7 separate regions of the Mus musculus genome follow, and regions 1, 2, 3, 4, 5 and 6 are each linked to region 7. The links are chromatin loops, found by intact Hi-C in ENCODE. Cell type or tissue: left cerebral cortex. All regions are shown on one strand. Region 1 holds the start of Klhdc9 (kelch domain containing 9). Region 2 has its middle 9.9 kb from the start of Dusp12. Region 3 has its middle 24 kb from the start of Alyref2. Region 4 overlaps Ndufs2 (NADH:ubiquinone oxidoreductase core subunit S2). Region 5 holds the start of Nit1 (nitrilase 1). Region 6 holds the start of n-TDgtc4 (a tRNA gene). Region 7 holds the start of n-TVcac6 (a tRNA gene).

Region 1 (4,000 bases), 250 kb before region 7:
CTGGAAGAGCAGTCAGCGCTCTTAACCTCTGAGCCATCTCGCCAGTCCGATCTCAGGCCTTTTAACTCTCTCTAGCTGTACTGGATGCTGGAAGCTGATGGCACCTGGAAACAACACTCTCTCACTCGTTCTGTGGCTGAAAACCATTGGCTTCTTTTCCTTTTAACTCTCTATGCTTCATTTTTATTTTATAATTCTCTGTGCTCTATTAAACTGCATAACTGTTTTTTATTTAACACTGGAGACTTAACTTTCTTTACTGCTCTGTGTTTTAATAAGTGCTGGAAACTTGACTCTTATTACCTCTTTATTACTGTCTGGGCTTCCATAAGCACTAAAATTTAATTGTTTTAGTTTCAGTTCTGCAGCTTTGTTTGACACGCAGCAGGTTAACTCTGATCCACAGTAGCCATCTATAGATTTTTGAATGTGGTAACAGGCACATAAGTTGCCAATGTGGAGAGCTTGTTTTCTGGACAAACATACTTAGATGCGATACGGAACACTCCTCATTCCCTTGGCCCAGGCAGCTTTATTGAGCCTGGTGTCAATGCGTACATCTGGTGTTCCTTTATGCCCATGAAAGTCCCATTTGCCTTTATGGCAAATTTCTGGATTTCTTTGAGTGCTCCAGGAGCACACTTCTTGAAGCCCATTCCATGGTATTCTCGGGAAACCACCTTGTTGGTGGCCAAACGGTCCTTCTTGCCATCCTTCTCTGCTGGAGCCATTCCACCAGCCCAAGTTGGAAAAGCTAAAATTTAATTTTTTAAAAAAAGATTTATTTATTTTATGTATGTGAGTACACTGTAGCTGTACAGATGGTTGTGAGCCTTCATGTGGTTCTTGGGAATTGAATTTTTAGGATCTTTGCTCGCCCAGGCCCAACGATTTATTTATTAATTTATTTTTTTATTTTATTTATTTATTTATTTATATATATATATATTTTTTGGTTTTTCGAGACAGGGTTTCTCTGTATAGTCTTGGCTGTCCTGGAACTCACTTTGTAGACCAGGCTGGCCTCGAACTCAGAAATCCACCTGTCTCTGCCTCCCAAGTGCTGGGATTAAAATCGTGCGCACCACTGCCCGGCCAAAATTTAATTCTTTATTGACTCTTTATTACTGTTCTGTGCTTAAATAAGCACTGAAAACACTCAAGTCTTTATTCTTAAATAAATGCTAAGGAAACTTAACTATTTATCTCTCTTATTATTTGTGCTCCCGAGTGCTGGGATTAAAGGTGTGTGCCACCACCGCACGGTTGTGTCCAGCTATTTTTGTGTGAGTTCTGGAAATGGAACTCAGGTCCCGGGACTTGCATTACTGAGATGCTGTCCAAGCCTTTGTGTGTGTTTGTTTTTAATTTATTTTATGTGCATTTACCGGTATGAGGGTGTCAGATTCCCTGGAACTAGAATTACAGACAGTTGGGAGCTGCTGTGCTGGGAGTTGAACCTGGGTCCTTTGGAAGAGCAGCCAGTGCTCTTAACCACTGAACCTTCTCTCCAGCCCCCAGGCTCAATTCTTTACTCCATGTGTGCACACCCTCCCCACGTAGTTCTCTCTCAAGATCTAATTGGGACCAGGAGGGAAAAGGCCCAGTGTGAGCCTGCGCCTCAGAATCACGTGATCATTCCCACTGAAACCTTGGACATTATCCGTGGTCTGGTTGGGAGCAAGTTCATGTTTAGAAACCAAAGGCCCAAGTGACAGCCATCCTTCCCACTCAAAGCCCAGCCTGGGGGACAAAGATCCTATTTCGGCTCCACCCCAGCTGGAGCGACAAGTAGAAATCTGCATTTCCTCCTACAGCAGAAACCAGTCAGCCTGCCTTGATCCCAGTCAGCCTGCCTTGATCCGAGCCTCTTCGTTCTGCATTGAGTCCTGCGAGGGCAGAGTTAGGCCTTCAGTAACCCAGCTTGACTAAAAGGAAGAGAGCAGGGAGGGGCAGGAGTCCGTGTCTCTCTCCTCCCCATCTCACCCCCACCCACCTTCTAAGGTTGGGCAGCTTCTGCCCAGGATCTTATCAGGGGAAACTCCCTGCCCTTAATCCTGAGTTCCACGGTGCCTCCATTTAATGTGTTATATTATTCTAATGAGTCAAGATGAAATAATTATTCATCCTAGGACTAAGTAGTGAAAAACTGTCCAAGATATGCCTAACCTATTTTTCCTCTCCCACTTCATCCACCCTAACTCATCTCTTTCTCCCTTGTCCCTTCTTAGCACCTTTCTCTCCTGTCGCTTCTCTCACTGAGACTGGACTCTACTGCCCTCCAGTGGCTAGAGCAGAGAGAACTCTCCCATCCATTCAGCACCTTCAAGAATTTTTATCACAAACAACCCATTTTATAAATAGGATCGCGGAATAAGTCTACTCAAGTCTCTGAATCCCAAGCAACGTAGTCCAAGTTCAACCTTTGATTTCTGACTTGTTTCCTTCCTACCTCATCCCTAGAGAAGATTCCAAGTTGGAAACCGTGCAGCAAAAAATAAAGAAAAAGACACGGCCTCCACGCATCCTACCACCAACACCTTCCTCAAACGTCATAATTACAGGCTAGTTAGCGGCTATTGGGTTCGTCTAACGAACTGCCGGTTTCTAGCCTTTCGGAGCCCAAATCCTTTAGGATATTTACTGGCTTCCCCACATCTCGTTCCCCTGACGACATCACTGTAAGATCGCGGTAGCTTAACCAGGTCTCTTGTTTCCAAGGTAACAGGCGCTTTGCGACCTTCAGTTTGCAGCGGTCGCACTGTAGTCCCTGCAGTGGTTGCTGGGCGACGGCGGTGGAGAGAAGGGGTGGTTTGGGTGAAGACCTGTGCTGTTATTGGAGGGGAAGCTAGTCTATGCTTGGAAGTGCTGGGCCCTTCGTGAAGGAGTGCGACCCGAAGTGACCGAGCTGCTCTCCCCTTCCCTTGGCCCATGGCTGGGGTGCAGACCCTCGGTCGAGCAAGAGGCTCAACCTGGACCTGGAGGCCAGTGGCGCGAGACGTGCTTCTGGCTCGTGCCTTCCATTCATGCACGGAACTGGAAGGACGGTTCTATCTGGTAGGGGGTCTCCTAGAAGGTGGTGCAAGAGTGCCCAGCAACGACACTGTGATCTTTGACCCAGCTGTAGGCCAAGCGGTGCGACTGGTAGCCCGAGGTAGTCCCCTTCGCAGCCACCACGACGCGGCACTGGTGGGAGGTCGTTGGCTCTGCGTGGTGGGTGGCTGGGACGGGTCACGTCGCTTATCCACGGTGGCCGCGCTGGACACGGAGAGAGAGGTGTGGGAAGCATGGGCTGCGAACCCTGGCAACTGCCCTCCTGCTGGCCTCAGCAGCCACACCTGCACTCGCCTCTCAGACGGGGAGCTGCGAGTGTCTGGCAGAGAGGGTGGTACCCACACTCAGCGACGCTACGGAAGCATCTACACGTTAAAGTTGGACCACAGGACCCGAACTTATTGGTACTGCAACTTTGCCCCCAAACGTTCGTTTGTTTTCTCTATATTCTAGAAAAAACAAAACCTAAATAAACTTATTGGTAGTCTATCCATAGCACCTTCTGTCTTGGAATCCAAGATTGCTTAACTCTATCTGCCCCAAGCCTGATTTTCTTTTTCACTAGAGCTCTCTGGCAAAGAACACTTGAATCTTTTCAGAAAACCAAACTCAGGCCCGATTTTCTGTGTACCAACAGCTACAAAGAAGAAGGCTGCCACACAACCTCACGATCAGGCCACTGTGCTGCCCTGCTGCCAACTGCTGGGCCGCACCCGGGTCATCAGCTTTTGCTCTTTGGGGGCTGCAACTCAGTTGGACCGGAGGTAGCAGGGCAATGGAGCCCTGGGAAAATCAAGGTATTAGCTACTCACATAAAGTAGAAAAGGACTAAAACTTCAATAAGCAAACCCTTCAGACAACCCCTTCTTGTTTTTCTCGCCCAAGGAGGAACAACCAGTTGCCCCTCATTTGAGGGAACAGCTTGCAAGGCTTGTGAGCAGTGGGC
Region 2 (4,000 bases), 220 kb after region 7:
ACATGGCAGGCAGACATGGTGGCTTATACCTGGATTCCCAGCGCTTGGGAAGTCACAAGTTTGAGGCCAGCAGAGGCTACATAATGAGTTCTGAGGTTAGAGAAGAAGCTATGTTAAAAAAAAAAAAAACAAACCACAAAACAAACAAAAAGGGAAAAAGAAAAAGAAAACAGAAAGAACAGAACAAAATAGCAGAACTTGACATTTACTGGTACCGAACTCGATACCAGTACACCATTGGCAATTTGCTGAAAATAGAAAGAGGAACTTCACTTTGGTCTGTGATGGAGAGGTGAAGGGACAAAAGAGGGGAAATTTCTTTGCTAATTGCTCGGCAGAGAGGTGCATTTTCAACAAGTTAGTACTTACTGTTAAAGATGAAAATGAAGCAACCAAAATGTGAGAGTGTTGGGTGATGCGTGTCCTTATATGATTAGCCACATTGGATAAAATGGTGCTTTCGAAATATTCAAGCCACCTCACACTGAATGACTTGATCTCTTAGCAAAACTGCTGTTTAGTGCTTATCAAACAGCCAGGTGTCATGTTTCCATCCCTGTGACCCTAGCACTGAGGAGACTGAGGCAGTAGGACTTGGAGATCAGTTGGATCACAGTTTAACACAGCCTGTTAGTTCCCAGACAGCTAGGGTCAGCTCTGTCTCAAAAGAAATGAAGGAAAGGAGACAGAGAGGAGAGGAAGGAAGAGAGAAGCATTATCAAGATTGATAGTGTAACAATGATGCAATAAACAGATAAACAGTGTGTGTGTGTGTGTTTGTGTGTGTGTGTGTGTGTGTGTGTGTGTGTGTGTAGTTCTAAGAAGAGTGTCTTCCCCTGCCCTTAGCTGGCAGAAAGTGAGATCCCACCCAAAAACCAGCATTTCTTTCCTTGAGCTCAGAAAGTTGTTAATTCCGTTCTTTCTTTTTCCTTTCCTTTCTTTTTCTTTCTTTTTCTGGAGGGGGTGGGGATTATTTAGCAGTTTTTTTTCTTTTTTGGTTTCCTAAGACAGAGTTTCTCTGTGTAGCCTTGGCTGTCCTGGGACTCACTTCATAGACCAGGCTGGCTTTGAACTCAAGAGATCCTCCTGCCTCTGCCTCCTGAATGCTTGAGGTAACAGCCATGCCACCGCCACTACCTGGCATTATCTAGCATTTTAATGAAAGAATATTGGACAAGAGTAATTGTTAAAGTTCGATAAAAGAGAAGCTGTGGTTCAGCTCTGCACCATTCCATGTGCATACCATTGCTTAACAGGTTATGAATACCCATCATATACTGACACTTATTAGGACGTTATTTTCAAATACATCTTTTAATTACCTATTTATGGTATGGAATAAGATTGATTTATTCTTATATTTTATTATTTAAAATCATTTTTAAAATTAAATTATTTTGATCAGACTCTTCCCCTCCCCTAAATCCTTCTAGCTCCCCTCTCTCTCCCTACCTACCCAACCTTAAGTTCTTAAAAACAACAACAAAGCTGGGCGTGGTGGCGCACGCCTTTACTCCCAGCACTCGGGAGGCAGAGGCAGGCGGATTTCTGAGTTCGAGTTCCAAGACAGCCAGGGCTCTACAGAGAAACTCTGTCTCGAAAAAACAAAAACAAAAACAACAACAACAACAAAAACCCAATACAACAACCCCCCAGAAACCAAGAAAACAAAATTAGCACACACATCCAAAAGCAAAACAAAAGTCTTTGGCTAAATAAAAACATACACACACAAAAAAAAACCTGGACTCCATTGTTTGTTGGTCAACATGAGACCAGTCCTGGAGTGACTGATATATCCAGTGTCACTCCACTGTTGTTAACCTTTAACTAGCAGGTAGGTTTTCATTCATTTAAAAATGTATAACAAAATTAAATATAGTAAGATTAAAAAAATAGCTATCACATCTAAGTTGAAGGAAAGTGATATCTTGCATAAAGGTGAATGGCGCCATCTAGTGTCTAAAAGTACAAAGAGAGATGCTATTAAAATCAGCTCCAAGAAGTCAATGCCAGGCTCCGGGAGTATTCAACCTAAATATGTATATTAGCTCCATTCTTGAAGGACCTTATGTTAGACCTCACAGGCAGTCCACATATTCAGGAATGAGCTCAAACTAGATCTAGCCAGATTTTTGGTGGTTAGAAAAAAGCCAGCATTTCTCAGGAACTGTCAAACTGGTTCCCTTATGCCAGAGGAGCCATTTCCCTTACCTCAGTCAGAAGGAACTGCGGCTCCACTGACCTACACATGTGGCTGCACTCAGGATCGCTCAGTCTCTACCCACAAGTACTCACTATACATTTCAAGGTCCAGCTAGCATCCCGGCCCTTCTCAGATTTCTGCTCTTTTTGTACCCCCTGTCCCCAGCTATTCTCTAATTCTACCTCCCCCCTCCTCCAACACCTACTGCCCCCATCTCTCAACTATTCTGTCTCCTGCTATTTTCTCTTCTCTTCCAGTTGCTGAATGAATATTTTGTATTTTTTCTTTCTTATGCATAACACACCCTTCCCCTTTACCATACGATGGGGCAGCCATTCCACCAGTGTCTTTCCTGCGCCCCCTCACTTACACCTTACACTTGTTCTAAGGAGTTGTGGAAAGTCTGCTTTCAGCTGGGTGTGGCACTACACATCTGCAACCCTAGCTTGTGGAGGCAGAAGGATCAGAAGTTCAAGGTCATTGACGTCAACATATCTAGTTGGAGGCCGGAGAACAGACTCATGAAACTATGTCTCAAACAAATGAGAGGGGAGAGGAGAGAAACTCTGTAATCAGGTCTGAACAAACTAGAAAATACTAAACATGCTCTACCACTACTAAAAGGACGACTACTTTTAAAAACAGTGAGTTTTAAAACCCACACAAGGGCTGGAAAGATGGCTCAGTGTTGATTAGTTGTTGGTCTTCTAGAGCACTCAAATTTGGTTCCTAGCACCCACATTAGGCAGCTCACATGGCCCACAACTCCAGCCGTAGGGAAACTTACTCCCTCTTCTTGGAGAGCATACACACACACACACACACACACACACACACACACACACACACACACACACACACATACAGACATACACATGCACACATAAATAAATATTTGTTAAACCCATATAATAGAAAATGTTCTCTTTTGATGACTTTAAAGTGTAAGGTTCAGATTTTTAGAGCATTTCATTTTGTGAATCTGAAACTCTATACCATTCAGATAACAATTCCCAATTTCCTCCTAGCCTCGACCCTCGTGCTCTCTTTTACCCAGATTGGCTCAAACTCACTGTGATCCTGCTGCCTCAGCTTCCTGAGTGCAAGGATTGCAGGCATGCACCATTAGGATTGGCTTGGTCCAATTATTTTCAACAAAGTAATTATTTTAATGCTCACCGAACTATGTCAGAATTTCCTCTTTTCTATATCAGAATAATTGTGTGCATGTGAACATCTGTCTGTCTATCCTCTGTCTATCTATCTATCTATCTATCTATCTATCTATCTATCTATCTATCTATCTATCTATCTACCTGCCTGTTGAATTACCTGTTAATTTGCTAGTGGCCATTGCCTCTACTTTTTAGCAATGATGAATGATTTAAATACTATGAGTATTAAAGTATTTCTTTGAGGCTCTACCTTCAATTCTGCGTTGGATTCTAATTTCATTTTTAATTTTGTTCCATTTTCCACAGAGGCTCATCATTTTACGTTGCCTGCAACAATGCAGAACAGTTCAGTTTCTTCATGCCCTCATCATTTATTGTCTCTTATCGTAGCTGATCTCATATATGGGATCTTATCTTGTCACAGTTGGAGGTTTTCCTAGTGATTAGCAACGCTGAGTATCTTTCACGGCCTTTACTGCCTTCAGTGTATTTTCTTTGGAGAAATATCCTTCAAACCTTGAACTTCTGATCCTTCTGCCTCCACGTGCCAGGATTGCAGATGTGGTGCCACACCCAGCTGAAAGCAGACTTTCTTTCCTCAACTCCTTAAATAACTTAA
Region 3 (4,000 bases), 370 kb before region 7:
GAAACTGAGGTGGGACTTTCCAGAAACTGTTGCTAGTTTCGCTTTATCTGAGTACCATCTGTTTTTGGCCCTGAGCCGGGGCCCAGGTGCTCGACCACAGATATCCTGTTTGGCCCCTGTCCTAGTTTTGTTCAGCCTTATTTTTTAACTAAACTTTCTTGTGGCTTTTGAGAACTCAGCTCTGGTACTTTTTCATGCCTTGCAAAATGGCGTTACTGCAGCTAGCTTGCTAAGCCTTATGGTGGGGTCTTTCATCACCACTGCCTGGCCTTCTCCATGAACATCATAGTTGACCTCAACTTCCTAGGGCTTTTTCCTGTCATATTATATAATATATATGTGTGTGTGTGTGTGATTTATTTATGTGTATGGGTGTTTTGCATTCATGCATATATGTGAACCATGGAGGCCAGAGGACATCAGATCCCTTGGAGCTACAGTAACAGGTTACAGATAGTTGTGAGCTGCTATAGAGATGCTGGAAATCGAACCCTGGTCCTTGGGAAGAGCAGCCAGTGCTCATGACCACTGAGCCATGTCTCTAGCCCCCTGGCCAGCTATTAGATCAACTTATTTTCCCCGAGCTTCTTCAGTGTGTCCAGGTGGGGGAATCTATTACTGGGACTCATTACACTGCTGCTGGATGCACCCAGAGAACCTGGAAGAAAGAGTGGACTTAGACCTAAGTTCTCAAGAAGCCTGTATTCTGGTGCTGGAGAGATGGCTCTTCAGTTAAGAGCACTGACTGCTCTTCCAAAGGTCCTGAGTTCAATCCCCAGCAACCACATGGTGGCTCACAACCATCTACAATGGGATCTGATGCCCTCTTCTGGTGTTTCTGAAGAGAGCAACGGTGAACATAAAATAAATAATTCATAAATACATAAAATAAATAATTAGTTATTCTGGGAGATGTGGCTCTCCACTCTTTCCAAAAACTCTTGAGACCTGTGCTGATTACTATACCCACATAACCTCGTATAGAATGGCAGCAGAGAGTTTTCTGGTCTTTGATTATCAAGTTTCAATAACCAGAGAGAAACTTTTTTAAAAAGAAGAGAAAACAAATATATAGTTTATCTCTATTGTCCAAACTAAAACAACTCATCTTTCTGCACCCTTCTACCGAGTGCTGGGGTCCCCAGCAGGCACCACCGTACCTAGCTGTTATTCTCCTTTTATTTAATAATCATATACCCCCCAAATCATAAATATTTTAATGTTTCTACGTGTTCTCCATAATTATTGTTCAATAACTGGATAAGTCTCCATCGGTCTCCACATTCTGGTTTAACAATCTGCGTATTGTGCAGAGCTTGGTTTCCTTCCAGCTCGTTACTTTACGGATCACGCTACAATGAATGCCTTTCACGTGGATCTACATACGTCCCTTGCTTTGTTTAATTGTCTCCTTGGGGCTTGTTCCCACGAGAGACATCACTGCATTTCAGGGTGTGAACAATTTTATGGCCACTGACACAAGCTGTTCTAATGGGTCCCAAATAGGTTGTGACTACTTACTAGCCCGCTCACAGGCAGAGTCCCCCCAGAACTTAACACCTTCAACACCAGCAGAGTCCCCTCCAAAACTTAACACCTTCAAGATAAAGGTACACTATTCCCCGGTTTTTTGTTTGAGTTGGGATGGGTGAAGTTTAGCGATGTAGTTCTGGGGACTTTTCATTGTTGTTTTGTTGAATATTAACACCGGAAAAAGTGGACTCTCAGTTTAAATGCCATTTAATTGTGATTCTTTGCCTTCTTTCTGCATTTACTACGGATAAGTAGGACTCAGGTTCACAGGGTGATTCCGAAAGCTAAACTACCACGGATCCCTAAACTGCTGCAGGCCAGCACAACCTAGCAAGATTTTTGTCTTGTTTTGTTTTGTTTTTTTCAAGTCAGAGTTTCTTTCTTTGTGTAGTCTTGGCTGTCCAGGCTGGTCTCAAAGTCTCAGAGACCCTCCTGCCCCTGCCTTCTGAGTGCTGGGATTAAAGGTGTATAATCTTTATGCATCACCCTGTATAATAATTTTAAAACTACCATATTGTTATAAAGAACAGTAGGAACACACAGACACACATATGCAGATCATTAAAATCCATTAAACACTTTTAAATTTTATATATCTGAATGTTTTGCCTACAAGTATGGACATGGACCTTGTACATGTAGTGCCTGCAGAGGCCAGAAGAGGGCATCAGATCCCCTGGAACTGCAGTAACAACAGATGGAGAATACTCCAAAGAACAGCAAGTGCTCTTAATCACTGAGCGAGCCATCTCTAACTAAGTGGTTTAAATTGCAGACATTTAGGAGCTGGCTAGGTGGCTGAGTGAGTGGGTAAAGCTCAGAAAATTTGACTACCTTAGGTCAAGCCCCAGAGCCTAAGTAAAGGTCGTGGATCCTCTAATACCTTGTAAGAATTCCCCCGAGTGTTTGAACACTTGTGAGTGCATGCACGCAGACACTTTTTTTGTTTGTTTGTTTGTTTTGTTTTGTTTTTTTGTTTTTCGAACCAGGGTTTCTCTGTATAGCCCTGACTGCCCTGGAACTCACGCTGTAGACCAGGCTGGCCTCGAACTCAGAAATCCACCTGCCTCTGCCTCCGGATTAAAGAGATTAAAGGCGTGCGCCACCACGCCCAGCTACTTTTTTTTTTTTTAAAGACAGTTCAAGGCTAACCTCTACAACAGACCAAGTTCAAGGCCTGAGCCAGAGAAAATCTTTCCTCAAAACAAAATAAACCCAACACTCCAGAGGCAGAGATCCCCGTGAGTTCAAAGCCAGGCAGAGCTACATAGTGAACCCTGTATGGGAAGAAGAAAAAAAAAAAGGAGAGAGCACAAGATATTAAGCGGGGAGGGGAGGAGAGGGATCCTCTCTACAGCAGCTTCCTTAAGCACATTCCATAACGTCAACATCAAGTTTAAAAAGGTATGCCTGTGTGCGCATGCGTGTCCACGATCACCGCCCACCTTTGTGGCGTCCGCTCTCTCCTGCCTGCTTCTGGGTTCTGAGGATCAGTCTCGGGTGCTCATGACCCATTGAGCCATCTCAAAGGCCCTAAGTAAGGCTTCGCACAATCCCTTCTCTCTGTTTTCTCTCCTCGTCCACAGATAATTAGCCAACAGCCCTGCCTAGCAGGCAGGGCTGCCTCCACCCTCCCGTGCCCCGCCCCACCCTGCAACGCACAGGGCGCTGCCTTGCCTGAATTGAGTAAACTTCCCTTCCGGTTCAGACCTCTCTCTCCTCTGTACCTCAGAACCGGTCTGTCCGGGTTCTACTCTCAGGTGGTAGAATGAAGATCTCAGAAATGCTGGTGGAACTGGCCGAGACTGGGTGCACCGTGTGACTGGAAGAATAACAGTAACGCCCTTACACACGTACACACACACACAGAAACGCACCTGTACACATGCACACACATATGCACACGGGCAAGCACACACACACTCACGCAGTACCCCAGCACACACCACTTCCAGGGTTTCCCAGCTCAGGCCCAAGACTCCCTCTTTGCTATTTCACCTGAGCTAACAGGTAGAACCAGGACACATGATAAACATACATTAGAATCTAAAAGTAAAACAAAACAAACAAGCAAACAAACAAACAAAAACACGAAACTCTCAAGCGCCCATATGCTATGTCCAAATCAATGGGGTGCTTGGCTGGACCCTAAACTTTTTGCTTTCATTAATTGCCCATTGGGCCACTGTAGAGACAAACTAGAGGAGGCCTCAGAAAGCACTGTGAGAAGTAAGGCCCTCAAATTTGCGTTCAGAAAAATCACATCTGGATGCTTCCTCTGGGACAGAATGCTGCTGCTGCTGCTGCTGCTGCTGCTGCTGCTGCTGCTGCTGCTGCTGCTGCTGCCCCTGCATCTCTCCCAGGTCCCAAAGACACATTCCCCCAAGGAGAGGAGTGGTCAAAAACTGTGGTAGAAAAGAATTTGTGTTTTAGCTCAAGGTCTACATCCTTTGCTCGAGGCTGCTAG
Region 4 (4,000 bases), 130 kb before region 7:
TCAGAGTGACCGGAGGAGGTTTGTGACAGAGTTTGCCGTCGTAGAAGAACTGTGTGACCTAAATAGTTGAAGGTCGGGTTGGAAGGAGTTGGATCTGGAATAGATTCTAAAGGTGGTTTTTGTTTGCTTGTCGGTTGGTTGGTTTTTTTGTTTTGTTTTGTTTTCTTTTCTTTTTCTTTTTCTTACTGTTATGAAGGAAGGCCCTGGGATAAAGGGCTTAGACCCAGCTCTGTGACTTCAGCTCTGTGACTTCCTCCAGGGAGCCAAAGCAGTGGTGGCTTTAGGTCCCAGCTTTCATGGGTTAACTCCTGTAGCATCGTCCTGCGTCACTAGTGACACCAGGACCAGAACAGGCTGTCCCAGGGAGGATTTTAACCCCGCCTTCTTCCTGGAAGCTGGTCCTGACTTAGTAGGCAGCTGGGACTTAGCTTTCTTGACATTCTGGGCTAAAGTTACTATAAACCTGATTCCCTTTCCCCTTCCAAGTCTCGGATTTAAGGGACCAGGAGGAGAAAGAAGTGTAAGGCGCTCTCTGAAAGGCTTCCGTGCTGAAGTCAACTTACACGGGCTTGGAAGGCTGAGGATGCAATTTTAGGAAATGTTATGACTTAGTTGCTGAAGTTACTATTAGAAATTAGATTATACATTCTCTCTCTGTCTCTCTGTCTCTGTCTCTGTCTCTCTTTCTCTGTATATGTGTAGTTTTGCCATTTTGTTTTGAGAGAAAGTTTTACTATGTAGCTCTGGCTATCCTGGAGTTCACTAAGCAGACTAGGCTGGCCTCAAACCCATAGACACAGTTGATCTGTATCCAGAAGATACTGTATGATTTTGGGCTGTGTGTTTCAAGGGTGTGTTTAGTTACATTTTGATAACTTAAAATTTGGCCATGGTAAGAGTATTTTTACAATGGAAATTGTCAACATGATAAATCAAAGTAATGGTAAATCTCCAATCATTTTAGATAGTCGGTTTGTAAACATTTTACGCTAGTCTTAAATCATCATGGTAGTGATTTTGGGGACATTTCATCCTGCTTAGCTGAAGGCTCTAAAGGTAAGCACTAACTTTGAGTGCCTGTCATGAGGAAGGTTTCTAGCAGCAGTGGACTCCTTGGTCTGTTAGATGTGACCTTGATGCCCTGTTTCCCCAGGCCCTTCCATACTTTGACCGGTTGGACTATGTGTCCATGATGTGTAATGAACAGGCCTATTCGATAGCTGTGGAGAAGTTGCTAAACATCCAACCTCCTCCTCGGGCACAGTGGATCCGAGGTATGTTTATTTCTGCTGTCCACTGTCGAACACGGGCATCTTAAGTGCCCTGGACTCAACTGTGATGTTTAGATTCCAGATTCTACCCAGAATGATCTGTACGATGAGCCCTCGGCTCCCACATACTTCTTTCTTTAAAAGAAAAAGAAAAAAAAAACACCCATGATAATATATATTTGTTTATTTACTGTGTGTGCGTAAATGTGAAACAGTATACATCAAGGCGTGTGTGGGGAGGTCAGAGGTCAGCTTCTGGGGAGTCGGTTCCTTCCTACCTACCATGTGGGCTCCAGACTTGTTAGCAAACGCCTTTCTCTGCAGCCGCTGAGCCATCTTTCCAGCCCCTTCCATCACTCCCCGTCTTTCCGTCTCACAGTGCTCTTTGGAGAGATCACACGGATTTTAAACCATATCATGGCTGTCACCACACATGCCCTGGACATCGGTGCCATGACTCCTTTCTTCTGGATGTTTGAAGAAAGAGAGAAGATGTTCGAGTTCTATGAGCGGGTGTCTGGGGCCCGGATGCACGCGGCGTATATCCGACCTGGAGGAGTGCACCAGGTGAGTGAGCTGCTCTCTGGCCTCTCTCCTCTGCCACCACTGGAGGGCAGTGTGGGCTGCCGGAGCTCTGGCCTTTTGAGAAGCGGTGCTGTGACAGGATCACCACTTGGCTTCTAGGACCTACCTCTTGGGCTTCTGGATGACATTTATGAGTTTTCCAAGAACTTCTCTCTTCGGATTGATGAGGTGGAGGAGGTGAGACAGAACTCGACGCGAGAAAGATACCTTTATCTCCCAGAAAGGCTGGTGGGGTTTTAGTACCCAGCAGAGCGTAAGTACAGAGGCGTTTAGAGATTGTCACGAAGAATATCAGCACACTGGACTTGTCCGTCCATAGATGCTGACCAACAATAGAATCTGGCGAAATAGGACAGTCGACATTGGGGTTGTAACAGCGGAAGACGCACTTAACTATGGATTCAGGTAGGAGAGGCCGTAGAGGTACAGCCCGGTGTACAGCCCAGTGTCTTGTTTCAGGTGTGTTTGGTGCTGTCCTCTCCATGCCTGGAGTTTCTGTTCCATAGCCAGATGTGGGGAGGGAGATGGGAGGCATGCATGTCCTCTGTTGTGGGGGGTGGGAGGGAGGTGGGAGGCATGCGTGTCCTTTCTTGCGGAGGACGGTCCTATGCCCATTATGCCCTATAGTGGGGTGATGCTCCGAGGCTCAGGCATCCAGTGGGACTTGCGGAAGACCCAGCCCTATGACGTTTACGACCAGGTGGAGTTTGATGTTCCTATCGGTTCTCGAGGGGACTGCTACGATAGGTAAGATTCGTATCATGGCTCAGCTCTTCATTCCTGCCTGACTTCTCTGAGCTCTGTTTCCTAGTATCTGTAGGAGCCCGTGGAATGTGTTAGACTTGGTAGAGTGTGTCTTTAGCAGTCACAATCCCCAGTGTGCCCCAGTGTGCCCCTCACCACCACATATACCAAATCAGACCGCCAGTTTCTCCCCAACACCCACACCCCCACCCCGTGTGCCTCCATGCTATCTTAGAACTAGTTTGGACTGCATTTGTAGCCGAGAAGGCTGAAGCATAAGCTAGGGATTAGCCTGTCTGGATTGGAGTCCGAAGCCTTCTGACCCAGCGCTTTTCCTGTTTACTGACCCTGAGTAAGATTTGCTGCTGCCGGTCTCTTTGTTTATCTTTCCATTCAACTCCCTTACTCTGCAGTCCAAACTCTGAGTGAGGGTAAGGAGGGAAAGTACAGACCACCTTCTGAAAGAAAAGAGAGAGAGGTGATTTGGAGAAGGACTTACCAGTAGAATCCAGGCACTTCGGGATGTGTATGGGCAACCATGCCAAGCAGAGAGACTGTGCCAGGGGAAACTGAGGACCATTTACTGACCATGTTTCAGGTCTCCCGAGGCTTCCATCCAGACTCCTGCTCACCCCTCGGTCTGCTTTCTCTTGTTCTGAGTCTGTCTCATCATTTCAGGTACCTGTGTCGTGTGGAGGAGATGCGCCAGTCCCTGCGAATCATTGAGCAGTGTCTGAACAAGATGCCTCCCGGGGAGATCAAGGTTGATGACGCCAAAGTGTCCCCACCGAAGCGAGCAGAGATGAAGGTTGGCCTCAGGGGAGGGAAGAGCAGGGGGGTCTTTGCAAGGGGCCGGTAGCCGCGGAGAATGGAGCTCGGATTAAATCCCACTTTTCTGTTTAACTTGCTAAGACTCAGCCTCTCACAGCGAGCGCTCACCGTATATTCCACCTTTACTCTCCCTGACCTACATGTGGGCTGATAGTCTCTCTGAAGGTAGAGATTGCTGTCTCTCAGGGGAAAGCCCAAGGCTAGAGCTTGGATCTGGTTTCCTTCTGTTGTTTGTTTTGTTTAGATAGGGTTTCTCTGTAGAGCCCAGTCTGTACTGGAACTTACTCTGTAGACCAGGCTGGTTTCAAACTCAGAGGTCTGCCTGCTTCTGCCTCCCAAGTGCTGGGATTAAAGGTGTGCACCACCAGCAGCCAGATGGATCTGGTTTCTTGATGCTTCCTTTTCCTTCCTTCAGACGTCCATGGAGTCACTAATTCATCACTTTAAGCTGTATACAGAGGGCTACCAAGTTCCTCCAGGAGCCACATATACTGCCATTGAAGCTCCTAAGGTGAGGGGGGCGGGGGAGGGAGCCTCTGGGTTGTGGGTGGCCAGAGGCAGACAGGGAA
Region 5 (4,000 bases), 230 kb before region 7:
TTTTACCTGTAGGAATTGTTCAACAACCAACTGACAAATGTACCTATGATTAAAATTACTCTTCTGGGGCTGGTGAGATGGCTCAGCTGTTAAGAGCACCGACTGCTCTTCCAAAGTTCAAATCCCAGCAACCACATGGTGGCTCACAACCATCCGTAATGAGATCGGACTCCATCTTCTGGAGTGTCTGAAGACAGCTACAGTGTACTCACACATGAAAGAAAGAAAGAAAGAAAGAAAGAAAGAAAGAAAGAAAGAAAGAAAGAAAGAGAGAGAGAGAGAGAGAGAGAGAGAGAGAGAGAGAGAGAGAGAGAGAGAGAAAGAGAGAAAGAGAGAAAGAGAAAGAGAGAGGGGGTGGGGGGTGGGTTCTGCCCTCTTCCGAAGTCAATCTTTGCAAAGAGAGCACACCGAGCAAGCTCGAGGCCAGCGTAGGCCACTTAGTAAGACCGTGTCTCAAAGACGAAATAATCCGAGCCTTTAATCGCAGTATGTGGGAGGCAGAGGCAAGCGGATCTTCCAGGCCAGTTTGGTCTACAAAGTGAATTCCGGAAAAGCCAAGGCCGGACCCGACCCTATAGCAACCCTCATCCCCACCTCCAAGACAAAACAAACAAACAAACAAACCACAGACTCCTTAGTCAAAATAATTTACGGAACACTAAACTGCTCAGAGTCTGAGTCACGTGGCTCTGCAGCGTGTTGGTGATGGTGAACACGGTTTTTGAGCCATGAACTACATAAGCCACTCACTGACTAAGAACAGCTTGGAATTCGTTACTAGATGCCACGCCAAACACCATACGCTCTTTAGGGTACCTCGGAGAGGGGGCAAACTACGATCCATCTTCTCAGAGACCTGGCCAACCCTCCCAGACCCTGCAGCTCAGGGCTTTCTCCCTTGACTACCCACCCACACCGCGGGCGTGCCTCTCCCCTACCTACCCAGGCTCTAGAAAGGTTCGTGATCACCTCCAGAGACCCCCTCTCCCCCGTGCGTGCCCATGGAGACCGTGGAAAGGACTAAAGGCCCCTTCGAGCCACAAATCTTATCTTCTACACGAATTCGACACCGCCCCGGGTGCCTTGTGCGCTCGCGGCTCCTCACCTGTTCCGCCGACACCGCCCCCTTCCCCGCGCCGCTCCCGCCGCTCTTGCCCACACGACCGCTGCTGTCCGCCATCTTCCCCACCTGCAAGCTTTCCGGCCTGCGCACTCTCACTGCGTCACATCCGGCCGGGGGGTTACCGCCCACTTGCTCCTGCGCTCCTGGCTCCTGGCAGCTCTTGAGATCCGACCCCGTGAATGGTTTTGGCTGTGTCTTCATGTAGGACCTACTCCCAAACCCTGCCCGCTGCGGTGAATTCCACCTGCGATGCTTTAACTTGTGCAACAGAGATTCTTGCCCGGGGGGGAGAGGCGGGGAAGGACGCGCTAATCAGAGGGCGGGGGCTCGGGTTGGGATCTGGTCCTGTACCCATCTACCCACCATGAGATGGTGGAGATCTAGGGAGGGTGAACTTTCCTTCTGAGATTCGGGTATAAGGGGAAAGATACGTGTTGAGTCTATAAAGCTGTGCAGGTGGCACAGCCGAGAAGAGAATTGGGGAAACGAGGAAGGTTCCATGAGATGACTTGAACTGCGGAAACGTTTGGCAAAGGAAAAAGGGCTTCAGTTTTAATGTGAGATCACTGGAAGTTGAGGTATTAAGGCACCGATCATAGTCGCCTCTCCCATTTTCCCATTTTATATCTTTTCCTAGCTACTAGTAGTAAAAAGTATTTTCGAAGCCTTGGGGGAGGGGATTACTGGCCAGGCCTGGAAATGGCAGAGAATTCTAGAAACTTACGGCTTGAAAGAGGGTTAGGTGTCCTGATTTCTCACCTTCTTCAGGCTGGGCTTCATCACCAGGCCTCCTCACCAACTCCTGTGTACCGGATACCGATTACTTCGAACCCCAGTACTTTGTACTCAGCCCAGGTAACATATTTCGTAATGTTCTCTCTCTGGCGCATAGCTGCTTAGTTCGTGTTTATTAACTTCATAGTGGGAGACAAAGATATCTCCAAACATGTAATGAGTGAACTCCAGTAGCTCTAGGGTTATTATGCTCTGTAAGAATGAAAACAAGTTGCTGGGGTCACCTGTAATGCCAGCACTCGAAAAAAAGGAGGATCAACCAGGAGTTTAAGGTCATCCCCAGTTACATAGAAAGGCCTGTCTGGGCTACAAAAGACCGTGTCTCAAAAAAGAAAAAAGTCAAAAGAAAATAAAGTTTCTGGCTCCACCCCCACTTGAGCCTCTGAGTTTCTCCTAGATAGAAAATCTGAGGATACTGCCTGTGTCATTCACAGGCCCAGAACCATGTCCTCATCAACTTCCTGGGAGCTGCCCCTGGTGGCTGTGTGCCAGGTAACATCAACACCAAACAAGCAAGAGAACTTTAAAACATGTGCTGAGTTGGTTCAAGAGGCTGCCAGACTGGGTGCTTGCCTGGCCTTTCTGCCTGAGGCATTTGACTTTATTGCACGAAACCCTGCCGAGACATTACTCCTGTCCGAACCACTGAATGGGGATCTTTTGGGCCAATATAGCCAGCTTGCCAGGTACAAGGGTAGGGTTTGGGGGGGGGGGGGTTGTGTGTGTAGAACTCCCTGTTGAGCAGTGTTCCTGGATTGCCACAGAGGGGGTAGAGTTGTGTGTGTCGTGTCCCCCCCCCCCCCCAGGGAATGTGGAATCTGGCTGTCCTTGGGCGGTTTCCACGAGCGTGGCCAAGACTGGGAGCAGAATCAGAAAATCTACAATTGTCATGTGCTTTTGAACAGCAAGGGTGAGACGTCATAGCCCTTAGTTTGCCTCTTCCCAGGCTTCTCTACCTTTCCTCAACTCAGATCTTCAGCATTTCTTTCTCAACTGCTTGGCCTTGGGGTTTTATGCTTCTGTTCTCAGCCTACAAGTTACTCTTTGGGAGAAGAGCTAAGCTGGACTTGTAGAGTGTCTGTACTGAGTATTTTCTCTCTCTCTCTCTCTCTCTCTCTCTCTCTCTCTCTCTCTCTCTCTCTCTAGGATCAGTAGTGGCCAGTTACAGGAAGACACATCTGTGCGATGTAGAGATCCCAGGTCAGGGGCCGATGAGAGAAAGCAACTATACCAAGCCTGGAGGCACTCTTGAGCCACCTGTCAAGACACCGGCTGGCAAGGTGGGAGTTTGGAAAGGAAATGGGACTATGTTGAAAAGTGGTAACACCCCCCATTGGTGCAGGCTAATGAAGGCACTCAGTGTTCTGTTGAATGGGACAGGGAAGATGAGTGGGTTGTTTCTCATTTCAGGTTGGTCTAGCAATCTGTTATGACATGCGGTTCCCTGAACTTTCTTTGAAATTGGCTCAAGCTGGGGCAGAAATACTTACTTATCCTTCAGCCTTTGGATCTGTTACAGGTCCAGCCCACTGGGAGGTAAGAGAATGCCTCTTCATAACATATAGGCCTCCTTTAACCTTACTTTTAGTAGTGGGAGCAGAGTGGTACAAACCTAAATCCAAGCACTTCAGTGGATAGCCACAGGTTCAAAGCCAGCATGCCTTGACTAAAAAAGAAAACAAAATAGAAGCTGGGCAGTGGGGGTGCACACCTTTAATCCCAGCACTCAGGAGGCAGAAGCAGGTGGATCTCTGAGTTTGAGGCCAGCCTGGTCTACAGAGTGGGTTCCAGGACAGCCAGGGCTACACAGAGAAACCCTGTCTCAAAAACAAAAAAGCAACCCACACCTTCAAAGAGTGGGGCATGGTGGTGCATGCTCTTCATCTCAGCACTGTGAGGCAAAGGCAGGCAGATCTCTGTGGGTCTAAGCCAGCCAGGGTTACACAGGGAGACCTTATCTCAAAAGTACAAAACACAAACACTCCTCCTTTCTACTTGATTTTCTTCCTTTTCATCTGGTGAGGAAATTCATTTCTTAGCTAGGTGTGAGTCATGTTAAAGAGTTAGTTATTAACTCTAGTT
Region 6 (4,000 bases), 74 kb after region 7:
CCATAAATAGCAAATTACTTAATTAGAATTGGTGGTGGGGTTAGGCAAGGCGATAGAGAGAGAACCTCATGCTTACAAATGTTTGCTAGCATTGGTTCAGCAACGAAAGAGTTGAGATAATTGTAGTAAATTAAGGGATCTTAGGATGGGAATTATTTTATTTATTTTTTTAATTTTCTTTTTTACCAAAAGATACCAATATGAATTATTCAATTATGATGGGAAAAAAAGGAAAAAGTATTTGTCAGAAGTGGGATTCGAACCCACGCCTCCAGGGGAGACTGCGACCTGAACGCAGCGCCTTAGACCGCTCGGCCATCCTGACACATGGTAGTGTGGCTTTCATACATTTTTATAAGGGCTTTAATACCCTTAAATGGCGATGACGCCGCCATCTGTGATTTCTCCAGATAAAAAGAAACACGAACTCTCCGGGAACGTTTTTGCAAAGCAAAACAAGTGAAAGTAGCGGACAGATCTTTCTTATCTCTTACTTCCGCATCTCTTTAAACCTTCCATCATCCATCTCTTCTGGGACCTTTCGGTTTTCTTTTTATCAGAGGGGCCGAGTCAGGCCGCAGATGATCTCTTAGCGACCAGTTCTCCTCCCCACCGGTCGTTCTAAGTCGCTTATGGAACCGGTGCCGGGTGGACTTTGGGAGCTGCCTGGAGGCGCTGAGCGTTTGCGGAGCCTGGAACCGAGAACGTCAGGCGGTGAACAGGGCGAGAAGCGGAGGAAATATTTCCTTCTGGGTTGACGCCGAATTTTCTCACGGAATCCATTTTTAAATTTGCGGAAAACAGATACAAACATGCTCAGTAAATTTCTTCCTTCTATTAAAGAGACGAAACGAAAGCGGTCGCCGTGCTGCGTTGGTGGTATAGTGGTGAGCATAGCTGCCTTCCAAGCAGTTGACCCGGGTTCGATTCCCGGCCAACGCAAAGTTAAAATTTTTTTTATGCTTTCTAATGAAATCAACCCTAAATTTTCCCGTATTAGGTTCTAAAGGTATTTTCATTTCATCTCTTCTGTTTTGGGTTCTTCTGGAATCCAGGATGTTCTGTCAGAATCTCAACCTTGCACAAACAAGGCTCCGTAACTGAGACGCTCAAATTGTAGCCGTCAGTTACTAAACGTTTGAAACTGACCAGTACGTGTAAAAATCGCATTTTAAAATTTTATTTTAATTGAATTAATTAAAAATAAATAATTAATGGAGCCATTAATGAAAAAATTAAATAAAAATGTAAATGGCTACCCATTTCAGCTACTGAAGAACTTAAAGTAGGAAACAGTCATACGTGTATTTTTGATTTATATATTTTTAATGAACTCTATATAGATACTACTTGTTCTTCCTATTAAAATTTGAGTGTAAAATACATTGCCGACTTTGAAGACCAAGAAAAATAATCTAGTTAATAATTTTTTATATTAATTGCATGTTGAAATAATATTTTGGATGTATTAAATTAAATAGGAGTTATTAAACTTATCACGTCTCTCTTTGTTATTGACTAAATTTGTCCTTCGATAATTTCTCACGTGTATATAAAGGACTTGTTTACGTTCACCTGGAGCCCTCTTGCATTTCCTTCCCACTCCTGTGATTCCTCCTTCCAATCTCTTTTTCACTTTCGTGTTTTCTTGGTTTGCTTTGTGACCGGCGGATTTTAACTGGCAACCTGTTCCTTTCTGCTGTTTAAACTGGCTGTTGGAAATTAGCAGATAGATACATTTTTTTTCATGAAAGCAAAATTTTGATAACATCCAAGGACCATGAATAGCTTACAAATATCTTTCTTGAGCAGCTACTTTAGGGAGCCCATCATGGTTGTCCTCGTTAGTATAGTGGTGAGTATCCCCGCCTGTCACGCGGGAGACCGGGGTTCGATTCCCCGACGGGGAGACTAGTGAGTTTTTAATCCATTTTTTATTTTCTATATTTATATCTTTGATTGATCTTCCAATAAAAGAAGGATAATCACTTTTAAAAATAAAGCTCCGAGTTTATATTTCAAGAACCTCTCTCTAACCAAATTAGTGAAAAAGGTGCAGCAGCTATTCAGTATGCGCAGGTTCTTAACCCTACCTGTATCGAGGCTATGGCACTCTCACGCTTTTTAAAACACTGGGCATCACGACGATTCCCATCTTTGCCGCACCATAGGAAAGTGGCTGGACCAAGTTTTCAAGTCTGAATTCTTTTTCACTGCCACACTGCAATTGTGTAGATTTGGGAAACAGCCATCCCTTCTGGCGATGACAGAGAATAACAAAAATGTCCTATCTGAACCTAGCATGGAAAGAGCACTGGTCTGAAGGTCAGGACAGACCCTTTGCAGCACTAAAGTCCGGAGAAGCCAGTTCGGCGCAAGGAAGGATGTGCACTATATAGTCAAAGAATTTGAATCTCAACTCTTTGACCTCAAATTGTTCAATATTCTAAAACTCCAATTTCAGCATTTGTTTTAATCACTTCATTGTGTTAAGCTATATAACGACACCATAATTATCTTAACAAAATTATTCTGACCATTTATTTATTTCCAGTGGATTTTCCCTGTTTTCTATGGTACAGCTCTCTCCTGTCTGTCTCTGTCTGGCCCCCGCCTCTGTGTTGAGACATTATTTTTGAATGGTTCTTTTGAGTGTAAATGACTATATGTGTAAAAGAACCCCACACATAGTATATATTCATTTTGGAGAAAAAAAAAGATATTTGTTTTCCTACACTATGTATTCCTTTCAGAAAAAAATAGAGAATGAATAAATAAATAAAAGGCACCCCACCCTCATCATGAAGGAAACACCTGTTCTCATTTTGCTCAATATTTCTCTGGCATTTATTCTTCCAGTCCAGGGTCTCTTGCATGCTAGGTGAATGCCCTGTTTTGAGCCGCATCTCCAGTTCTCTCGGGTGTTTTGTGTGTGTGTCTGGGGGCGGGGGGGGGAAATGAGTGGAGCACATTTTGAATATAAAGTTGGGATAAAACTGTGCATGTTGCTTGCTATTGATAAGGCTGCGTCTTAGAGCTGCCTCTGCTTCATAGTGAAGTTGAGAGATTACAGAGACTCTGGCTTCCTCCCTCTGCTCACGCACACGTGGCCTCCCCCACTAGAAACACCTGGCACCTGACTGCCGTATTTGTTACAGCGGTGAACTATACTGACGGCATAAGCACCCACAGAACTGCTCGTTCGGTGTTGTACATTTCACGAGTTCCGATGTTAAAACCAAACCAAACCAAACCAACCAAACAAAAACACCTACATGCCTTTTTACTTAGAATTGTTCTATTTCCACAGTTATTGAATGTTAGCTTAAAACATTCCTTCAATCATTTATTTCATTATATGGCTACATTATAGTTTCTTGACTAAGTCTCTCAGTTTCGAACATTTACATTGCTTCCAGTGTTTTTCTGTCCTCTCTGGTGAGAACACTTGTTAATCTCTGCTCATTGCTTAGTCTTTCCTGGATAACGTTCTCTGGCTGTCCTAAAATACTCCTTAGCACAAGCGCAATTCAGATTCATTCTCTCTCTCTCCCCCCCCCCGCCCCCCCCCAAGTTGACTTTCCCTCCTATGACTCTCCTTTCTGGGACTTACTCCTTCAACTTTCAGCCTTTAGAATATTGTATGAAGACTTAGTATCTGTATTTGCTCTACTATATAAAAACCATTTAGAAAGACACCTAATTAATTAGGTGGTACTTAAGTCCTGGTGTACGCTGTGATTCCTGCTATGCTGGCTTTCTTCGGCAGTTTCTTTCTTTGTTGTTTTTGTTCTTTTTAACTGCTTCTTTTCTTTTCCTTTCTTCTCCCTCCTCCTTCTCTTCGATGGCTGTCACACGCAGCCTGGCAGTGGGCAGGCAGGTGCAGCACTGGAGCAATAGCTGAGAGCTTAGATCCAGATTCACAGACATAACCAGAAGAGAGCTAACTGGGAATGGCCTTTTGAAACGACCTGCAAATGACACTCCTCCCTCAACAAGG
Region 7 (4,000 bases):
AATAGCAACTTTATCTCAAGAAATACATTCATGATGTAGCTTACTCTGCCCTACTTTTATTTTTTATTTTTAATTTAATGTGTATGGTTGTTTTGCCTGCACGTATATGTCTTTGCACCAAACTGAGTGCCTGGTGCTAGGGAGGCCAGAAGAGGGGGTAGGATAGCTTCCCTGTGGGTGCTGACACCCTCTGGAAGGTAGCCAGTGCTCTTAAACACTAGCCCCATCAGGGCTACTTTTTAATGCTTCTAATATCTAAATACTGAGCCACACGGAGGACCAATCTTCTAGCCCACAAACGTTTGTGTGTGGGGGACACACTTTAAACCATATCCAACACAAAGTCCAATAAGAGGCAACCTAATCATGGCTGAATACGTGAATACACTGGGGGGGGGGGAGGAGGTCAAGGTCAGGGTCTGGTTAGACGTTAGTGTATGATTTATGGTGACAGTCAGATTGCAGCTCAGTCTTCATCCATCCTCAATGGAACATCGGATGATGGCCAGACTCACAGTAACAGCACAGTGCTGACTCCCTCCTGACTCCTAGTATGTGGCTTTCACTCTGTGTTCTGGAGTGTCCTGCCTCGAATTTAAGAATAGGCCATCACAGACTTGGCATTAAATAAATATTACAACAACAACAACAAGAGATTATCTATTATCTTGAGTTCAAGGCCAGTCTGGACGACAGTGTGAGAACCTGTGTTCTATATCATCCTTCACTTTTGGATGAGTGAGTTTATTAAGTATATATCGAGCAAAAGTGAGAATTATCCAGGAAGAGTAGCATATGCCTTTAAATCCCAGCACTAGGGAGGCAGAAACAAGAAGATCTCTGGGGATTTTTTTTTTAAGATTTAATTATTTCTTTTATGTATATGAGTACACTGTAGCTGTCTTCAGACACACCAGAAGAGGACATTGGTTTCCATTATAGATGGTTGTGAGCCACCATGTGGTTGCTGGGAATTGAACTCAGGATCTATAGATGAACAGTCAGTGCTTTTAACCACTGAGCCATCATCTCTCCAGCCCCATAGTGAGTCTTAAAAAAAAAAAAAAAAAAAAGGTACTATATTAGGAGTACTGGATGCCCCTCTAGAGGACTAGGTTCCCAGCACCCACATGGCAGCTCCAATGTCTTTAACTCCAGTTTCAGGAGACTCGATGTTCTCTTCTGGTCTCTGCGCACGCTAGATTGCACGTGATGCACATGCATATATGCAGGCAAAACAACCATATGCATTAAAAATAAGTTAAATAAAGGGACTAAGGAAGCGTTGTTGAGGCAGCCAAAGTTCCCAGTCCAAAGTTGGAAGCACGCTGTCCTCCTGGTGAGGTTTCCAAATGAAAGAGCAAGTGGCGTGCGCAGATACGGGCTAGGGAATGCTTGCAGAAGCAGCTACCCTGGAGCTTCCAGCGGGGAGCGCTGGCTTTCTTAGTGAATGCTAGGAGTCTGAACTTAAGTTTTCATGCTTATGAAGCAAGCATAATAATAGAGATGGGAGCTTTGTAAAACAAGATAATCACGGGGTAGCAGGCGGCGGGATAGCTCTCAGTATAGGTTATAAACTCTGGAGAGGAGGAATATGAGGCAATCCCTGCTGAAAAGATCGGAGCCCTTCTCGGGACAGAAGTATGAACTGACGACTCCACAGTGCCTTCTGGAAGAAGCTGAAGGAAGACATAAATACTTGCGGGTCTCTTTGGGAGGACCAGCTCACTGTCGACAGTCTCCCTTCGTTCGTGTAACTTTAGCTGTGCTGATCCAGCCCTCGAAATGGTCCAGGAGACGTGTAATTTGGTCAGATCCGTTTGTAGGTTCTGACTGTAAACTCTTTAGATCTTTTTATAGGATTGAAAAAACAGGTTGAAAAACAAAGTTGCTGTTTCCGCCCGGTTTCGAACCGGGGACCTTTCGCGTGTGAGGCGAACGTGATAACCACTACACTACGGAAACTGGCTGGCAAGCTGACCTATATGAGCTGCACTTGAAGTGAATTGTTTCTTTTCTGGCTCTTAAATTCTATTTAGTCAACCAACAAGCAGGTTCCTCTCTGAAGCTGTTAAATGATTCTCACGCATGGGACTTAGACGGTGCCCCCAAAGAAAACTGCCAGAAAAGTTAAGACTCCGCCGGGGACCCAGAAGCTCGGGGAAGAGCGCCAGCCAGGCTTCCGTAACCAATAGGCGCAGCTTTCCAGATCCTGCGGCGCTCCAGGAGTGCTTGGCTGATGAGTATAGGGCGCCACCTGGCGGCCAGCATGTGCTGTGCCGCGCGACGGGAGAAAAATGGAGCGAGCCAAGGCGGCCTGAAACAATGAAAAAGCACCCTGAACCTAAATGTAAAAGGCATTTCCCAGGCTTCCTCGTTACGTTTTTGTTTGTTTGTTTTTAATGAGTCAAAATGTTTATTTGTTCGTTTCTTGCATCTGAGGTACTCTTCGCTGACATCCCTGGCCGTATTATTTAACCACTGCATGCGACCGCTTTATCGGGTTTCCCACTGAGTCGGTTCTGCAGAGGCCTGCCCGTTGCCCTAGTTTCTCCTCGTCAGCCTTAGGTTGATTTGGGGGCTTAGCACGAAGGTCTTCCTCCAACTCGACATACACAGGCTCTGCACACTTGGGTGCATGCTCCAAGGACGGACTTGGTGCTTGTCTACGGTTTTGGCAGCTTCACGAATTTCAGTGCTAGGCCATGGTGGACGAGAGTGCTCTTCAGACCCTTCTGTAAGGCAGTATTAATGTCTACTGTATCTCCAGGAGCAATGCCTTTCCAGGCCATGGCAACCAAAGAGAATGAGTCCCTTCCACCCCTTAAAAAACAAAAATAAAAATAAAATAGCCATAATACGTAATGGGAGACGTTTGGGCTTTTTGTTTGCGCAGCGTAACTTTTGAGACCAGCAGGTATTTGTGCTGCCCTACATATTATAAAAGTGAAAGTCAGTGGATGAGTAAATTTCATTCTGCTAAGATAGAGGACAAAGGAAATGAGAACTGGAGCTAAGAGTCATGGATGAAGGATGAGGAAGAAAGGCGAGAACCCTGGGGAAGAGCTGACTGTGCGAGGCTGTGTAAAATGTGAAAAGACCTCAGCTATTTCCAAGGGGTGCCCTAGACCAACACCAAAGAATGTATCACATTAAGCCACTTTTAGTAGGATTAGGGGACATACTTTCTCAGGGAATCTGGTCCAAGCACATGCTGATCCCACTCTTTTGGAAACATTTACACTTTAGAAATCAATACAGAGCCCGATGACGGTAGCACATAGCTCTAATCCCAGCACTCAGGAGGCAGGCACAGGCAGATCTTGGAGTTCGCAGTCAGCCTGGTCTACAGAGCAGGTTCTAGGACAGCCAGGGCTACACGGAGAAACAAACAGAAAAAAAAATCACTTAGAAAGATTGGATTGACATATATAGCTTTAATAGGATAGAGGTCCTCTTCAAATGTCCTGTGACTGTCCTCTGAGTCCTACTTATACAACCTCCAGGCAGCACTGTCCTCTCACAGGTCGTTCCTCAGCAAATCATCCGGTGAATCTGCATCACGTGACACAACCAGACATTTCCACTCCCGTCCTCCCGCCCGTCCTCCTGCCCTTCCTTCCATGGACTTGGTCCCTAAGAGTAGGTGTATTTATTTACTCCCTATTCGTTGGGCTTCAGAGAGCAGGCGCATTACAGAGATTTTGATCACACAGGTGGTTTCACCAGCTCCAGCGCTGTCTTCACAGCTGACTCTTCTCAGGTGTCCCAATTAGGAGGTTCAGTCAGTATACTTTAGTTATTAACATACTTTAAGAATGGAGTCCTTCTCAGTTAATTTGGCCAAAGAGAAAAAAGAGAGGCAGAGAAGAGACAGAGGGAAGAGGACACACTTCTATCCAGTAATATACTTTGTTTGTAGGATGAACTACAACGAGTTAAGCAAAAACAAAGCTCTGAAAAGCGTCAAGGTCCAAGACCAGATGGCAGCTCTTCAGTG

Evidence for each region. Hi-C counts contacts between places; a loop is a spot of excess contacts. Peaks named below come from ENCODE experiments on the same cell type or tissue, not always from the same donor. Only the 100,000 strongest peaks of a DNase experiment are listed, where the experiment ranks them.
Region 1: a loop joins it to region 7, with 2.9 times the contacts of the local background. A loop is called at or near these places in 8 of 42 quality-filtered maps.
Region 2: a loop joins it to region 7, with 4 times the contacts of the local background. A loop is called at or near these places in 13 of 42 quality-filtered maps.
Region 3: a loop joins it to region 7, with 2.1 times the contacts of the local background. A loop is called at or near these places in 8 of 42 quality-filtered maps.
Region 4: it touches region 7 in a loop (3.0-fold over the local background); 29 of 42 quality-filtered maps call a loop at or near these places.
Region 5: a loop joins it to region 7, with 4 times the contacts of the local background. A loop is called at or near these places in 10 of 42 quality-filtered maps.
Region 6: a loop joins it to region 7, with 4 times the contacts of the local background. A loop is called at or near these places in 19 of 42 quality-filtered maps.

Annotation. Positions count from the first base shown.
Region 1 is chr1:171,359,593-171,363,592 of GRCm38, reverse strand. Klhdc9 (kelch domain containing 9) reads left to right here and starts at 2,795. Exons shown (of 4, transcript NM_001033039.2): 1 at 2,795-3,458; 2 at 3,692-3,851; 3 at 3,940-4,000. The coding sequence starts at 2,932. In left cerebral cortex, CTCF peaks have their summits at 10 and 2,285 (motif pointing left); DNase peaks (open chromatin) are centred at 1,957, 2,312, 2,710, 3,209 and 1 more place; H3K4me3 peaks cover 2,116 bases; H3K27ac peaks cover 2,562 bases.
Region 2 is chr1:170,893,422-170,897,421 of GRCm38, reverse strand. No RefSeq gene overlaps it. Among named protein-coding and RNA genes, the nearest start is that of Dusp12, 9.9 kb to the right of the region's middle. In left cerebral cortex, a CTCF peak has its summit at 1,953 (motif pointing left); a DNase peak (open chromatin) is centred at 1,973.
Region 3 is chr1:171,477,400-171,481,399 of GRCm38, reverse strand. No RefSeq gene overlaps it. Among named protein-coding and RNA genes, the nearest start is that of Alyref2, 24 kb to the left of the region's middle. In left cerebral cortex, CTCF peaks have their summits at 857 (motif pointing left) and 2,182 (motif pointing right); DNase peaks (open chromatin) are centred at 2,205 and 3,005; H3K4me3 peaks cover 288 bases.
Region 4 is chr1:171,236,548-171,240,547 of GRCm38, reverse strand. Ndufs2 (NADH:ubiquinone oxidoreductase core subunit S2) reads left to right here. Exons shown (of 13, transcript NM_153064.5): 4 at 1,154-1,274; 5 at 1,651-1,838; 6 at 1,956-2,033; 7 at 2,176-2,261; 8 at 2,484-2,603; 9 at 3,279-3,408; 10 at 3,847-3,942. Among named protein-coding and RNA genes, the nearest start is that of Fcer1g, 4.2 kb to the right of the region's middle. In left cerebral cortex, a CTCF peak has its summit at 1,862 (motif pointing right); a DNase peak (open chromatin) is centred at 1,878.
Region 5 is chr1:171,342,892-171,346,891 of GRCm38, reverse strand. It overlaps Nit1 (nitrilase 1), which reads left to right and starts at 1,247. Exons shown (of 7, transcript NM_012049.2): 1 at 1,247-1,324; 2 at 1,892-1,978; 3 at 2,353-2,604; 4 at 2,725-2,828; 5 at 3,065-3,198; 6 at 3,329-3,454. The coding sequence starts at 1,323. Pfdn2 (prefoldin 2) reads right to left here and starts at 1,217. Exons shown (of 4, transcript NM_011070.4): 1 at 1,106-1,217. The coding sequence starts at 1,180. In left cerebral cortex, no CTCF peak of the experiment used is centred here; DNase peaks (open chromatin) are centred at 729, 1,233, 1,782 and 2,412; H3K4me3 peaks cover 2,045 bases; H3K27ac peaks cover 1,333 bases.
Region 6 is chr1:171,034,939-171,038,938 of GRCm38, reverse strand. n-TDgtc4 (a tRNA gene) reads left to right here and starts at 1,839; the gene lies at 1,839-1,910. It overlaps n-TGtcc2 (a tRNA gene), which reads left to right and starts at 871; the gene lies at 871-942. n-TLcag3 (a tRNA gene) reads right to left here and starts at 325; the gene lies at 243-325. In left cerebral cortex, no CTCF peak of the experiment used is centred here; DNase peaks (open chromatin) are centred at 851, 1,838, 2,138, 3,967 and 1 more place; H3K4me3 peaks cover 2,925 bases; H3K27ac peaks cover 487 bases.
Region 7 is chr1:171,109,408-171,113,407 of GRCm38, reverse strand. n-TVcac6 (a tRNA gene) reads right to left here and starts at 1,965; the gene lies at 1,893-1,965. In left cerebral cortex, a CTCF peak has its summit at 2,256 (motif pointing left); DNase peaks (open chromatin) are centred at 1,430, 1,969 and 2,235; H3K4me3 peaks cover 1,791 bases; H3K27ac peaks cover 1,520 bases.